Regions from separate parts of the Homo sapiens genome. Here region 2 is linked to region 1. A link is an interaction called in ENCODE POLR2A ChIA-PET data of the cell type or tissue named here. Cell type or tissue: MCF 10A. All regions are shown on one strand. Each heading gives the region's core, and the rest is flanking DNA. Links, peaks and the distances in the headings are about the cores only.

Region 1 (8,279 bases), core at 2,913-6,912:
AAAACCACCATCTAACACCTTTCCCTCCCGAAGCAATTGCACAGAATCCTCTCAATCAAAAAAAATTCGAAGAACCTGTATAAAATGGCATTTCTTTAAATCATATTGCTCTTTGCAGCCCATAAAGCATTTCCAGATACATTCTTATTTTGATCCTTCCAAGGATGGCTGGTATACACAGGGCCTTATTCCATTTTACATAGAAAGAAACTGAGTGTTAGAGAAGTTAAGTGGTTTCTCTGAATTTCACACCTTTTTTGTCAAATATTTATTGAGTGCCTCTTAAAGGCCGGACTCCATGACCTTCAAGGATGGAGCCAAATCTCCCTGTTCCTCGTGTGATCTTCCTGTGCCCCCCTTTGGCCTGAACCTACTGTGTGGTTCACCCAGGGACTTCACCCTACATTACTACTGTGTGGTTCCCTGGAGACTGGGGGCTTAATCCGTCTCTGATATCTCCTTGATTGAATAGAATTTATAATTGGCCAACAATTTAACAAACGAATGCATTGTTTAAAGAATTATTTAAAGTTTTAAAAAATGTTTGATTCAGCCATCTTAGATCTATATTTTATGCTGATATGGACTTAAACATGTTGTTTTTATTATAATGCTTTGAAATTTGCATAAGAGCTACACATATTCTTTTATATGTATGAATTATTATGTAATAAAACATAAAAAGAACATGAGGCTTTGGTCCTTTTGTAGGCTTGGAATATTTTTAATATTACGCTAGGACTAAACCAGAGTTAGTCATCTCAGCCTTTATACCTACATATAAAGAGTTTGTTTCTGTGCCGTGTGATAGGGCAGCATCAGCCCATAGTCTTTTTTTTTTTTTTTTCCTTAAGCAAATCCATTCTTCAGGATCTCTCTCTGCAGAAGTTAAATCTCTTGAGTTGTGGAAATGGAATTTATGGTGCAGCTATAGGAGGCAGCCCCTGGTTGGTATTCCTGTAGAACAGGCAAGTTGCACACCACCTGTGAGAAGGTTCTTGTAAAAATATGTTAAATTTCTTTGAGAAGATCCAGGGCTCACTGCTATAGTTTGGCAGGAACCTGGTCTTTGGGAGAACTCAGAATTGGTGAGAATTCAGGACAGCAAAATTGTCTCTTTTAGGATTTGATATAGTGAGAGAATTGCAAAGGAAGTTTCTACTGTATTTGGGTGTTTTAGGCTTACTGCTTTGAACTTAGGTTAATATTCCCTCCTCTTTTCCCTGTCAGTATAAAAATATGAAATAATTACTGTTTTATGCCACTTTATTTCTGTCCTCGAAGGAAGCAATCAATAATTAAAAGCATGCTTTGTCTTCCTGGAGTCATGAATAATTAAATTGACTCCCCCCATCCACACACATCTTTTTTTGGACCTCAGATGTAGTTGAGGTAATCATACTTCTGAGTTCAAGGCATGCTTTTATCTGGTATATGCAAGGCAAATTTGATTTTTCAGAATGTTCCCTCTCATTTCCTGCTCTTCTCACAGACAGCTCCTCTATGGGTTTGGTTACGTATCTTTGAATACATGTGTATGTGTGTCCTGATGATCACTAGGGAACTAGACACACCTAGAACAAGGCACCCTGATTTTACTTGGCAGATTCAGACCTTGAGCTCTCTTCTGATCCTCCTGCTCACTCAGCGTTTTTCTGTGGCTGTGTCAGGGCAGGGGCCCCTGCACTGGCCCCTTCCTCCTGATGAGTGGCCTGTTCTGACACTTGAGGGAGGCAGGGCATTTTGAGGTCTCCTTTGCCTCTCAGGAACTTGCATTGTTAGCCCACCCACATCCCCAACCTTCACTTCTTTGGATTTCTAGGAAATCTGCAGTAGTTTAGGGGTGCAGTCCTTTGGCAGGGAATTAACTGAAGTACCTGCCTTTTCAGGGGTTGAACCCATGACCTTGGCCTCATTAGAGCTCTAACCAGTCACAAAGCACACACCTCACTTTGTGTAACTTCTGCTGACTTGTTCCTGCCACCCTCCGCGGCTTCCTATTCAATTGCAAAGGCGTTCACACCAACACAATAGAACAGAAGGAAATCAGATCTCTTCAAGACTTCTCTGAAGGACAGAAATATGCAATTTAGCAGGAAAATAATACAAAAAAGTCTTGAAGGTTCAGGAAACAACTTATCTTTCTAGTCCGTACATTCGCTGAGAATCCAGCTGTGTCTCTCAGATTCTTTTTCAATCAAAAATTTAAAAATAGCGTGGAACTCCTTGTGTTAATTTATTAACATAAAATCTAGCGACTCTTGTACATGAAGTGGAAGGTTTCGGATGACTAAGTGGAAATATTGTATGTATGTTATTAAAATGGATTGGGTTAGCTTTTATAGAAAAAGTGGATCTGAGAATTCATAAGTGCTTATCTTTGGCAAGTTTATAGTCCCTAGAGATAAAAATGAATGCGTGCTATAATAACAAAGACACTGTTGTGTCTTAGTGAGTGCACTGTGATGCTCAGGGTGTGTTGGTGCCCAGGGGACGCGGAGTCACCATGGAGGAGAGGAGAAACAAGGACAACTCCCTAGAGAAGTGAAATTCACACAGGGCTTGAAGACCTGAATGTATCTTGGGGGAGGGACGTGGTAAGATAATCTGGCTGTCCAAAAAGATACAGGTTTTTATTAGAGCCAAATAAAAAGCTCAAGGATTTTATGTCTTGGCACTTGGAAGGAGTTATGTTGAAATCTGTGTTCTGTTTAATCTGAGTACCAAGAAAGACTCTTCAGGGATGTAGGTACTGGCTCATATTTTTGATGAGATGGGGATTTTTCTTACTCTGGTGATGTTTGGATAGGAAACATTTGCTCATTTGCCACCTGAAAAATCTCTTCTCTGTCAATTCCGTGAATCCATGGTACAGTGACAGTTGCTGTTCACAGTGATAGCCTCATATGCTCTTAAAACCTCACCAATAAGACACATTTAATTATGAGCCAATAGTATACTCCCTAAGGGTAGGAATTCTACTTTTTAACTCAATCAAAAACATTTGTATTTGTGGACACTTAGTGGGTTCTATAGTTCTGGAAAACAACTCCAAAGAAAAGGAACAAAAATCCCTACCACCACGGAGCTTATTTTCCAGCTTTTATTCATCTTTATTTTACCTCCAGTTCCTTGAACTTTGTAAGGCTTCAGCAGATGCTGTATAAAAGGCAGGAAGATTTGTTCTTTTTCTTTCTTCTGGTCATCCAGGTATGTCATGAAGAACATTCTGTTAACCAGAATGTTTAACCATGTTGGGACTCAGAAAATGATACCCCGAAGTTTGGCCCTTTGGCATACAGAGCACTTTCCACTGAAGGGGGTTGGAAGGGCCTCAGAAGCGAAGACTCTGTGACCTACCCTGCCCCTCAGTCTATTACCATTATTAGCTCATACCCTTTTGTCCATTCTTCATTGAACCTCAGCATAAAACTAGGCAGTTTTCCTTGAGTTCTTGAGTTATTGGGCTCTCATTTTGAAGGCTCTTGTTTTACGTAAAAACTTTGACTAAATACATTTGTTATGTTTTTATCTTGCTAGTATGTCTTTTCTTCCAGGGGTGTTGGCCACGACCCTTATGATGGATGAGGAAAGACATCACATCTTTCCAGTCCTACAACTACAACACCCTGTCTCATGACTGACACAAACTAAGAGAGAGCTTCGATCAGATACTACTTAGGTCCAATGAATTGGCAACATCCCTATGTTGGTTAAAATAGCAGCAGCTCTGGGTAGATATATTTTAGAAGTTAATGAAATATGGCCTACCCATACACCTGAGTAAATATTTTAAACAGCACTCTAAAAAAACCTTTAGGGTTTTTGTTTGTTTGTTTGTTTGTTTTTTAACTTTAAAACATTCAGGTTAACAAGGAAGTAGGGATTTAGGAACAATCTATTTATTTCATCCAATATTTAATTGATTTCTGCACATGTTCCAGCTTTACAAGGCACTCAGCTACTAAATATTTTCTAGGGTGAGAGAGAGAGAGAGAGAGAGAGAGAGAGAGAAGCCCACCTCTCTTGATCTTCTCTGTCTGTGAATCTGAGGACGCCCCTGATAGAACTCCATGGTAGAGTCGGGGCTTCCTGATGGACACCCTCAGGCCAAGCCTCAGGAGCCATATCTGAGTCTAGCTTGCTCTGCTGTGTTATTTTCACTCTGGTCATCCTAAATTGTTTATAGTAATGAATGCACACATATACACACATGCACACACATATATGCACCTTGCTGATTCTCCTCTCTATGTCCCTCTTTGCCTGGCTCACTCCTTTGGTTCTGAGAAATCTGTCCTGATTTCTGCAGTCTGGATTAGTTCCCTTCGTCTTTGCTCCCACAGCACCTCATACAAACTTCCTTTATCACACTTGCTCCTTGAATGCATGAACTAGGTCTTACTCATCTTTGTAACCCCAGCGTTTAGCAAGAAGACTAGCCTCTGTTACTGCAATAAATATTTGCGAAATATATTAGTCTCATTTCTGCATCTTATCTTACTAGTGGCCCTTTGCATAGGCCTCATCACCTCTCTTAATATGCAACTGTTCATTCTTGGAAATGAATCCTTGTAAATACTCTCAGAACTCTTCATTGACTCCCTGCTTTCTTCAGGACAAGTTCCCTACTAAGTGCCCCTCCCATCGTATCCAGCATTATCCCTCACTGCATTTTGACTTAGACTCCAAGTTCAATTTGGGTGGTCTTTGCAAAGCTGAAGAATGTCATTCTTCATTCTTCCTATTGTCTATTTGTCATCTAGAGTACTTTTCTCTGTAATATTTCCTTCCTTATCCTCTGCCTCCTTCCTAGGTAAGGCCTTAGAGCCTTCAGTTTGTTTATACTCAAGAAAGATCCAGCTCAAATTGCATCTCTTTCCAAAGCTTTATCTTTTTCTGTTTGTGTGTGTGTGTGTGTGTGTGTGTGTGTGTGTGTGTGTGTGTGTGTGTGTGTGTGTTTGAGACAGAGTCTCTCTCTGTCACCCAGGCTGGAGTGCAATAGCACGATCTCTGCTCATTGCAACCTCCGCCTCCCAGGTCCAAGCGATTCTCCCGCTTCAGTCTCCTGAGTAGCTGGGATTACAGTCGCTTGCCACCACGTCTGGCTAATTTTTATATTTTTTCATAGAGATGGGGTTTCACCATGTTGGCCAGGCTGGTCTCGAACTCCCGACCTCAGGTGATCTACCCACCTTGGCCTCTCAAAGTGCTGGGATGATAGGCATGAGCCACCGCACCCGGTCCAAAGCTTTTTCTTAACTACTTCAGCCCACACAGCTTTCATTTTATTTATCGACTTGTTTGTATTTATTTTACAATAATTTAATATTTACATTTTTTGAACATCCTACTATTCCAAGCATTGTGCTCTCACTGTGGAGTTTCAGAGATGAATAAGACAACATGCTCAGTAAGTGCTATTTCCCTAACTTCTGTATCTTCAAAGAGCTCAGTCCTAGGGGTAGCTTTCTGCTCTCAGTTCCAGGTCGTGTGGGCCATTTGGATGCTGAATCATTTTGCCTGATATTTATATTTACCACTCTCATGTAGGCAGGGCAGATTTCCCCAAATAACTCTTTTTTTGAGATGGAGTTTTGCTCTTGTTGCCCAGGCTGGAGTGCAATGGCGCGATCTCGGCTCACTGCAACCTCCGCCTCCCAGGTTCAAGCATTTCTCCTGCCTCCGCCTCCCGAGTAGCTAGGATTACAGGCACCCGCCACCACGCCCAGTTAATTTTGTATTTTTACTAGTGACGGGGTTTCTCCATGTTGGTCTGGCTGGTTTTGAACTCCTGACCTTAGGTGATCCGCCTGCCTCGGCCTCCCAAAGTGCTGGGATTACAGGCATGAGCCACCGTGCCCAGCCACTCATTTTTTTTTTTTTAACAAAAATATTATTTCCCAGTATGGCTGTAGCACAGTACTTTTGTACCTAGCAAATAACACTTTTGAATAGAAATTACTTAGCTATGATAGATTAACATGTCTTCTTACTGCCTCATGTGCAAGGTTTTACAGTATTAAAAATGTTCTCCGTTCAGAGAAATACAAATGGAATCAATAAGGATTGAAAGAAAAATGTCTGCTAAATCTGTTCAAACGGTATCCGATCAGTTTAAGTTTTCAAGGTAAAGTCCACAATTCGGGGTAATTCGCCTAAACAAATTGGTAATTCAATTTTTTATATTTTGTTTGCAGGAAAATAAAACTGAGGGGATGAGAGAATCTCAACTCTTAAAATTCTTCTGTAGGCAATTAAAAAGATAACATTTTCCAGGCCAGGCGCGGTGGCTTACGCCTATATTCCCAACACTTTGGGAGGCCAAGACGGGCGGATGGCTTGAGGACAGGAGTTCAAGCCCAGCCTGGCCAACATGGTGAAACCCCGTCTCTACTAAAAATACAAAAATTAGCTGGGCGTGGTGGTTCATGTCTGTAATTAATCCCAGCTGCTTGGAGGCTGAGGCAGGAGAATCTCTTGAACCCGGGAGGCAGAGGTTGTAGTGATCCAAGATTGTGCCACCGCACTCCAGCCTAGGTGACAGAGCAAGACCCTCTCTCAAACAAACAAACAAAAAACACACATTTTCCTGTAAGTAAGATTCAGAACAGTTCTGTCTGGACAGGTAGTTAACACATGTTTTGCTGCAGCAGACCTGACCATGTTCTGGGAACTCACAATTAGCATTAGACTATAAAGGAATTTTTACCATGGTTTATTTCTGTTTTACGGACAGAACGTTGAAGTGAGGAATACTGTTAGGAGTATTTTAAGTTTTCAAGTAGTTAAATTTATATTACTTTGGTTTTGTCATTTTCTTTGATTTTTAATCACGTGAGTTTTATGCAACAGCAAGCATAGGGGAATCTAATAATATTGGTATTCATTACAAAGTACTAATAGTAACATCTGTCATTTAACTGGAAGAAGCGGTGGATATTATTTTATTGTCAGTTCCTTTATGAGAGAACTGAGTTAGAAAGGCATTCGTTGTTTCTTTGCTTTTGACTTTTCAATCAGAGGGCATTAGAGAAGTAAAGATAAAAGTAGCAAGGAAGTGTTACTCTGACCTTGCACAAAAGTTAAGACAGAGCATTTCCAGAGGAAAACATGAGATTTTAAAAGTGTGTACATTCATTCTTTGGACGAGCTTTAACTGTTAGAGATTGTGCAGGGCCTACAAGAGGAGCTTCGGATATAGGTGTTGTCCAGGGGCTGAAAAGGAAATGTAATGTTCACTGTTTCACAGGCTAAATATTTCTCTCCTATATTCATAAGCTTCATGAATTTTTTTTGCTTTCTAAGGCAAAGGTAAATTTTGTCTGGGCCAGAGCCTGCATGAAAACAAATCTGTGTTATTTTATAACTAGGTCAGCCATTACTCTGACCACCAAGCCCAGCTTCCTCCTTGTAAATTACAGCTCCGGTTCCAATAGTTGGGAAAACCTATTAGTTGCTACCTTACTGCCCTAAATATTTCCTGCCTCCCCAAGAGGATGCGGGCTCTAACTTTTAACAAGCCTCAGAACAAAGCCTGGTGCTGAGCGAAGGTTCAGCACAGCCCTGGGAAGAAGCCCCCCGCTGCACGTGGGTCCCGTTCACTGTTACATTGTGGATTAAAGTGATGTATGGAGCACCTTTCAGTATTACAGAAAAACCTGTAGCCTGAGTATTATCCTTGTCCCCTGACCAGGGTTATAATAGGGTTCTGCCACAATTCCTCCAATTTTTATTTCTCTTAAACAAGATTGGAGGCCTTGCTAGTATAACCACCCTCGCTGGGTGGGAGGCTAACTTTGTTTCTGATTGTCTTATTTCAACCTATGGTGAAGTTATATTGCACTGCTGGGGCTTTTTTCCCATTCTCTTTTTCATTTGGCTGGGGCTGCCTCTGTTCAACAGAGCATACTTGTCACTTCTTCTGTCACCATTAGTTAAAAGTAATTGTTATTGCAAACCCCCTCTATGCCAGTATCATTTTCTTTCATGGTGAAACCCACTAAGCATTCATTTCAGTAGCAGAAAGTAGGGAGCTTACAGAATCAAATCCTTTTGATCTAGACCAACAGCACCTGCGGCAACGCATTAACTAGCAGGAGTTGTTAATTACATTTCTAACTTGTTGATCTTCATGGTTTCCGATTTTTAAAAGCAAGGAAATTAATCACTGTGTGTGTCTCCTCCAGTAGGAAATGACAGGAGCGTGTCTTCTAAGTTCTGTTCCAGTCAGTAATAATCAAATACTTGCATTTTCCTGTAACATTTCTTTTCTTCCT
Region 2 (8,279 bases), core at 1,530-5,529, 290 kb after region 1:
GGGTTCCTTCAGCTGCTCCTCCTTCTCCAACTTTCAGCAAGCAAAAGAGATAGAAATATTGCCTCAGTTTATTTGTGGCTCATTTGCATTTCACCTTGTCCACTGAGCTCTAGGGTGGGTGATACAGTTTGGCTCTGTGTCCACACCCAAATCTCATCTTGAATTGTACTCTTGTATTTCCCACATGTTGTGGGAGGGACCTAGCGGGAGATAATTTGAATCATGGGGTGGTTTCCCCCATACTGTTCTTGTAGTGAGTAAATCTCACAAGATCTGATGGTTTTATCAGGGGTTTCTGTTTTTGCATCTTCCTCATTTTCTCTTGCTCTTGCCGCCGCCATGTAAGAAGTGCCTTTGCCTCCTGTCATGACTCTGAGGCCTCCCAGCCATATGAAACTGTAAGTCCAATTAAACCTCTTTTTTTGCCCAGTCTCGGGTATGTCTTCATCAGCAGTGTGAAAATGGACTAATACAGTAAATTGGTACCAGGAGTGGGGTGTTGCTGAAAAGATACCCAAAAATGTGGAAGCAATTTTTGGACCTGGGTAACAGGCAGAGGTTGGAGCAGTTTGGAGGGTTCAGAAGAAGACAGGAACTTCCTAGAGATTTGTTCAATGGCTTTGACAAAAATACTGATAATGATATGAACAATGAAATCCAGGCTGAGGTGATCTCAGATGGAGATGAGGGACTTGTTGAAAACTAAAGCAAAGGTAACTCTTGTTATGTTTTAGCAAAGAGGCTGGCAGCATTTTGCCCCTGACCTAGAGATATGCAGAACTTTGAACTTGAGAAAGATGATTTAGGGTAACTGCTGGAAGAAATTTCTAAGCAGAAAATTATTCAAGATGTGACTTGGGTGCTGTTCAAGGCATTCAGTTTTAAAAGGGAAGCAGAGCATAAAAGTTCATAAAATTTGCAGACTGACAATGCGATAGAAAAGAAAATCTTATTTCCTGAGGAGAAATTTAAGCTAGCTGCCGATACTTGCGTAAGTAACGAGGAGGTGAATGTTAATCCCAAAGACAATGGGGAAAATGTCTCCAGGGCATGTCTGAGACCTTTGTGGCAGCCTCTCCCATCACAGACCTAGAGGTCTAGAAGGAGAAAATGGTTTCATGGGCAGGGCCCAGGGTCCCCATGCTGTGTGCAGTCTAAGGACTTGGTGCCCTGCATCCCAGCTGCTCCAGTTGTGGCTGAAAGAGGTCAACATAGAACTCAGGCTGTGGCTTCAGAGGGTGCAAGCCCCAAGTCTTGGCAGCTTCCACATAGTGTGGAGCCTGTGGGTGCACAGAAAGTCAAGAATGGGGGTTTGGGAACCTCCATCCAGATTTCAGAAGATGTATGGAGATGCCTGGATGCCGGACAGGAGTTTGCTGCAAGGGTGGGTCTCTCATGGAGACCCTCTGCTAGGGCAGTGCAGAAGGAAAATGTGGAATTGGAGTCCCCACACCTAGTGGAGCTGTGAGAAGAGGGCTACCATCCTCCAGACCCCAGAATGGTAGATCCACCTACAGCTTGCACTGTGTGCCTGGAAAAGCAGCAGATACTCAATGTCAGCCTGTGAAAGCAGCCGGGAAGGAGGCTGTACCCTGCAAAGCCACAGGGGCAGAGCTGCCCAGAGACCATGGGAACCCACCTCTTGTATCAGCATGACCTGGATGTGAGACCTGGAGTCAAAGGAGATCATTTTGGAACTTTAAAATTTGACTGCCCTGCTGGATTTCAGACTTCCATGGGCACTGTACACCCTTTTGTTTTGGCTGATTTCTCCCATTTGGAATGGCTGTATTTACCCAATACCTGCACCCCCTTGTATCTAGGAAGTAACTAGCTTGCTTTTGATTTTACAGGCTCATAGGTGGAAGGGACTTGCCTTGTCTCAGATGAGACTGAACTGTGGACTTGGGTTAATGCTGAAATGAGTTAAGACTTCAGGAAACTGTTGGGAAGGTATGACTGGTTTTGAAATGTGAGGACATTTGGAGATTTGGAGGGCCAGGGGAGGAATGATATGGTTTGTTTCTGTGTCCCCACCCAAATCTTATCTTGAATTGTACTACCATAATTCCCATGTGTTGTGGGAGGGACCCAGTGGGAGATAATTTGATTCATGTGGGCAGTTTCCCCTATACTGTTTTCATGGTAGTGAATAAGTCTCACGAGATCTGATGGTTTTATCAGGGGTTTCCACTTTTGCATCTTCCTCATTTTCTCTTGTGGCAGCCATGTAAGAAGGGCCTTTCACCTCTGGCCATGATTCTGAGGCCTCCCCAGCCATGTGGAACTGTAAGTACAATTAAACCTCTTTTTCTTCCCAGTCTCTGGTATGTCTTTATCAGCAGCATGAAAACGGACTAATACAGTGTGAGGCAGAAAGAAAAATGTTTATCCACCAACTTTTTATTGCTTCTCATTTCCTGACAACTTTCTTTTACCAAATAGCTGAAAGTGTACAGTTAGATGATTTTCAACTATTTGGGAGTTCTTTCATTCATTCACAAATTTCACATATATTTGTTGTAAACTCACTATGTGCCTGGCATTGAACTAGGTGTTCTTTCAATGCTTAGCTTTTTTTTTTTTTTTTTTTTTTTTTGAGACAGGGTCTCGCTCTGTCACCCAGGCTGAAGTGCAGTGTCATGATCTTGGCTCACTGTAACCTCCACCTCCCGGGTTCAAGCAATTCTCCTGCCTCAGCCTCCTGAGGAGCTGGGATTATAGGCGCACCCCACCATGCCTGGCTAATTTTTGTATTTTTAGTAGAGACAGGGTTTCACCACGTTGCCCAGGCTAGTCTCGAACTCCTGAGCTCAGGTGATCCACCTGCCTCAGCCTCCCAAAGTGCTGGGATTACAGGCATGAGTCACTGCACCTGGTCCCTGCTCAGCTTTTTTGATGGATATATTGGGAACTAGATTCCTATGAAGTCAGGCAGGCCCCAGATACTGATCAAATATTGCATCTACTCTCAAAATTTCCTAAATTTCTATTTTCAACACAGAATTAAAAACAAAAACAAAAATATCTGGGCATGGTGGCTCACGCCTGTAATCCCAGCACTGTGGGAGGCCAAGGCAGGCGGATCACTTGAGGTCAGGGCTTTGAGAGCAACCTGGCCAATATACCAAAACCCCACCTGTACTAAAAATACAAAAAAAAATTAGCCGAGCATGGTGGCAGGCGCTTGTAACCCAGCTACTTGGGAGGCTGAGGTGGGATAATTGCTTGAACTTGGGAGGCAGAGGTTGCAGTAAAACAAGATCTCACCACTGCACTCCAGCCTGGGTGACAAAGTGAGAGTCCATCTCAAAAAAAAAAAAAAAAACAACAAAAAACAAACAAACAAAAAAACACCTCAGTGTGTAACCTTTCCTGTGGCTAATAAAAGCTTATAAAGTTACTATAAGGTAAGTTTACCTCAGAAGGTAGATTACTATTCAAAAGAGGAAGTAGTTTTAGGATTGGGAGGATAAAGAAACCAGAGTCAGGACTCCCCTGGGGACAAAGAGGAAAGAAGTAAATTGTTGCAAGATATTTGTCTAGGGTTTTTCTGGTTTGAGAAGTAAGGACTGGAGTATTAGGAAGTCACAAAAGTTGCTGTCTGTTCATTTGGTGATACATTAAAGGTAAGGAGCACCTTCCCTGTAACTACAGCTCAGAGGATCAGTTCTTGTGACATTCCTTCTCCACATGCTGACCGGGCCTCTGTCTCAAAAAAAAAAATTTTTTTTCAAAAATATAAATCTCTCTTAAAAACATGTAACTCATGTACATTAAAGTTTTGAAATGTTTATGTTGATTACCTGAATTTAAAAATAATACAAACAGAATAATTGTTGGTACATATTCACGTACTCTGTGTGTGTGTGTGTGTGTGTGTGTTTTGAGATGGAGTCTCACTCTGTCACCCAGGCTGGAGTGCAGTGGTGTGAACTCGGCTCACTGAAACCTCCGCCTCCCGGGTTCAAGCGATTCTCCTGCCTCAGCCTCCTGAGTAGCTGGGATTATAGGCACATGCCACCATGCCCGGCTAATTTTTGTATTTTTAGTAGAGATGGGGTTTTATCATGTTGGCCAGGCTGGTCTCAAATTCCTGACCTAGGGTGATCTGCCTGCCTCGGACTCCCAAAGTGCTGGGATTACAGGTATAAGCCACTGCGCTCGGCCCATATTCATGTACTTTAAATAAAGTACTTTGAATAGCTGTGTTTTTTGCCAATACTCTCTTACTGAGATATTTCTACAGAGTGTATTTTTTTTTAATGTGGTCTTATCATTTTAATTTTCTTCATAAAATCGCCTACTTTTTTTTTTTGAGACAGAGTCTCACTCTGTCTTCCAGGCTGGAGTGCAGTGGCACAATCACGGCTCACTGCAGCCTTGACCTCCTGGGCTCCAGTGATCCTCCTGCCTCAGCCTCCCAAGTAGCTGGTACTACAGTTGCACACCACCACACACAACTAATTTTTATATTTTTTGTACAGTCAAAGTTTTGTCATGTTGCCCAGGCTGGTCTAGAACTCCTGGACTCAAGTGATCGGCTCACTTCGACCTCCCAAAGTGTTGAGATTATGGGCGTGAGCCATCACACCTGGCCTGTTATACTCTTTTTCAATTGACTCTACCATCTAGCTTACAATATTTTCAATTGAGAAATTACTCTTTCTTCAGGTGGTGAGGCTTATGGTAAGCTCAGAACAAATTCTGCTAAATGAAGGAAATTCTCAATATTATTCTTTTTATTTGAAATGTGTAAATATTTCAGCATAAGTATTTTCCCAGATATGATACCTCCTGTTTGCCTCCATTCAGAGTAGATGTCTTTAACTAATAGTTTTGTAAGACAAAACTTGTTAGTAAGTTGTCTCCATACTTTAAAATATTTTGTATATAGATGCTTCACAATTATTAGTTTTTGCAGTTTCATTCCATTCTGGCATAGAATACAAATTTATGAAATTGTTTTTACAAAAAGCTTCATCAAAAGATTATTCCAGAAATGTAGATATTCTAAGGCACAATTATAGAATTTCAAAATTAAACACTGTAAATGGATTAAGCTTTCCTTATTTATTCACTCAAGTCTTCCCTTGCTTTTATAGGATAAATTTTAATATCTCTTTGCTTCCAAGTTTTTGTTTTGTTTTTAGAGACAGGGTCTCACTATGTTGTCCAGGTTGGACTCGAACTTGTAGGCTCAAGAAATTCTTCTGCTTCTGCCTCTTGAACGCCTGGCACTACAGACACTCTCCCATGTCTGGCTTGGTTCCAAGTTTTGTTTTTAATAATAGCGTTTCTCTAAAAGTTTTCTAGAACATTTCTGCTTTATAGATTTCTTATTTATCAATAAACTAATTGACAATAAATATAATGTGTGCATCACCAGAATTTGTATTTATATGATCCTCACAAATTTTGTCACTGAATTTGCAATAGCAGACACAATAAAGTCAGATGAACTTTCAAAAGCTTTGAGTCACTGAATTTCATGAAAATATTGAACAATTATTGGAATTAATTAAATTTTAATTTGAAGCAGCTGGTGACACATAAAACAGAAATCATGAGCTGTTTGCAGAGTTCTGTTAATTAAACCAAATATATTAGCAGCTATTGCTTCATATTTCATGCCTGTCGAAGAAAAGCTTAAAATAACAGCTAAGGTTTGAAGTAAATTCTGGGGCCTCCTTAACATATTTATGTCTTCTAATTTTCATTACTATAGGCCCCAAGGAGGCTGATAAATGTTGGCAAATATTTTATGCACGTTATATTTCATCGTCAACTTTATTTAGAAATGAGAAATCTGCATTTGAAATTTCATTAAACATGCTTTTTTGCTTTGTTTTGTTTTTTGAGCTCTTTGTTGCTGAGAGAGTTCATCACAACATTTTTGAAAAGTGTTACCAAATGATAGGGTAAATAAATAGTTGTAGATTTACCCTATCTAGTATATGCCAAAACCATTTTAGCAGGATTGCTCACACTACTTTGTGTAAGCTTTATGGTAGGCATGCTTAGCCTCCACTTCCTGCATGTATTTCACATTCACCACGTTTCTAATTTCCCACATTTCACACTGACCCCACTGTCTGGCAGATTGGCAGCCTTGTGCCTTAATCATCTTGCAGGCCCCACCTGGGGCCAAGGCACAACTGACTCATACACCAGATGGGTGCCAGGGACAGCAGCAACAAGTATTTCTCCCACATCCTTTGGGATGAAAAGTTAGTTGTCCTAAGTCACCGTATGCAACCACACTTTGTTTTTTCAAGCCAGCATGAGATATGCCGCTATCCTTAAAATGGAGGAGTTAGTTACCTGTGCCTTAAGAAAGGTTTAAGAAAGGTGAAAGAAGTTATCACTGATAGCTCAGACTTAACCACTTGTTAAGTGTTGAACTCTGTTTATGGCACATGTATCTCACACACTACTAGGGAAGACTATGCTACAATATGGAAGTACAAAGTTGATGCAGGGCAGATGATCCCCAAATTGGGGTTCAGCCAGGATGGAATTCAAGGGCAAGCCAGCGGTAGGTATTGAAGTGGCGGAGTTACAGCTCCAGCAGTCCTGCAGCTCTGTGACTGCTCCTGCAGAGCAGGGCTGCTCCACAGGCAGTGTGCTGAGAGTAGTAGCTGAGGGCAGTTCTGAAGTCAAATTTATACCCACTTTAATTTACATGCAAACTAAGAGGCGATTAACGCAGAAATTCCTAGAAAAAGGGTGGTAACTTCTGGGTGTTGCCATGGCAATGGTAAACTGACATGGCACACTGGTGGGCATGTCTTATATGGAAAGGTGTTTCCACCCCATCCCTGTTTTAACTAGTCCTCAATTAGGTCAGGTGTCTGAGCCCTGCCTCCAGAGTCGAGTCCTACGTCCTATTTCAAAGTTATCCACTAAACCAGTCCTGGCTTATTTTAACGCAGCTAATAATAATAATCTTTTGTTAAAGCAACAACAGCAATAACTCTGGGACACATGTTAAACCAGAGAGGTGCCAGGAAAATAGAAGTCAACCAGGAAATATGTATATGTTATCTGTTGACCACACAGATGCCTGCTTCATTCATAAAATGGATTTCTGTAATCTACCCCAATACCTAGGTATGGCCTCAAATTAAACATTAAAAAAAAATTTTCCATGTTATTCTTAGGGGCACTGAAGCTGTATTCCTGATTTAGGGAATTCCTTCACTTTCATTCCAAGATGTGAAGACACGTGGTCATAGAGCTCAGGAGAATCATGCACCTTAGTCCATGGTTAATCTAACACCTGGGTCAAAACTATTATTGAAAATGAGATAGAGACAAATTGATCCTTAACTTAGTCACACGATGATAAAAACTTGCTCCTTGAGCAAACTTGTCTTGCAAGTCGCGAGGTTTATTTTGGCTGTAACATTGTCTTTTTGGAAACTTGGGCTCGTAAAAGCCACTTTTCTTGAGGATCAAGCTTCCAACCAAGAAAGGGAAAATGTAACATACATTGATTTTCACACTTTGGAAGAAATAAGCATTAGATAAGCATTTTTCCTAAGGAGCTACTGAGATTTTAAAAATATATAAATCATTTTAGTTCCTTCGTAAAAATGACTATTGCAAGAGTTATAAGAATGTGTTTTAAATTTCTGGGAAGTAATTGATTCCAGAATGATGATGTTTTCTCTTTTCAAAGTTTTTAAATTTGCTTTTCTTCCCTGATTAACTTGTGTTAATTTTTAGAAATACAGTTGACCCTTGAACAACATGGGTTTGAATGGTGTAGGTCCATTTATATGAGGGTTTTTTTTTCAATAAACATATTGAAAAAATTTTTGGAGATTTTTGACAGCTTGAAAAAACTTGCAGAGAAACCACATATTCTAAAAATATCAAAACATTAAGAAAAAGATATGTTACAAATGCATAACATATATGTAGCTACTAGTCTATTTTATCATTTACTACCATAAAATATGCCCAAATTTATTATAAAAAGTTAAAATGTATTAAAACTTACGCCTACGAACACAGACTGTGCATGGTACCATTCAGTCGAGAGAAATGTAAACCAATGTAAAAATGCAGTATTAAATCATAACTGCATAAAATTAACTGTAGTACATACTGTACTACTGTGATAATTTCATAACCACCTTCTGTTGCTATTGCATTGAGCTCAAGTGTTGTATCAACTTAAAATGCTGTGTGAGGCTATTCATCTCCACGGGAGCAGTTCATCTCTAGTAAATTTCATATCACAATAAAAAGTTACCTTTCGTGCTTGTTGT

What was found. ChIA-PET counts read pairs that join two places held together with the same protein. Peaks named below come from ENCODE experiments on the same cell type or tissue, not always from the same donor. Only the 100,000 strongest peaks of a DNase experiment are listed, where the experiment ranks them.
Region 2: POLR2A ChIA-PET joins it to region 1 with 5 read pairs; 2 of 35 experiments call an interaction of 5 or more read pairs at or near these places.

What each region holds. Positions count from the first base shown.
Region 1 is chr1:214,288,108-214,296,386 of GRCh38, forward strand. The region is part of intron 1 of SMYD2 (SET and MYND domain containing 2); the gene reads left to right. Among named protein-coding and RNA genes, the nearest start is that of SMYD2, 11 kb to the left of the region's middle. In MCF 10A, for the core only: no CTCF peak of the experiment used is centred there; a DNase peak (open chromatin) is centred at 4,414.
Region 2 is chr1:214,575,897-214,584,175 of GRCh38, forward strand. No RefSeq gene overlaps it. Among named protein-coding and RNA genes, the nearest start is that of CENPF, 23 kb to the right of the region's middle. In MCF 10A, for the core only: no CTCF peak of the experiment used is centred there; no DNase peak of the experiment used is centred there.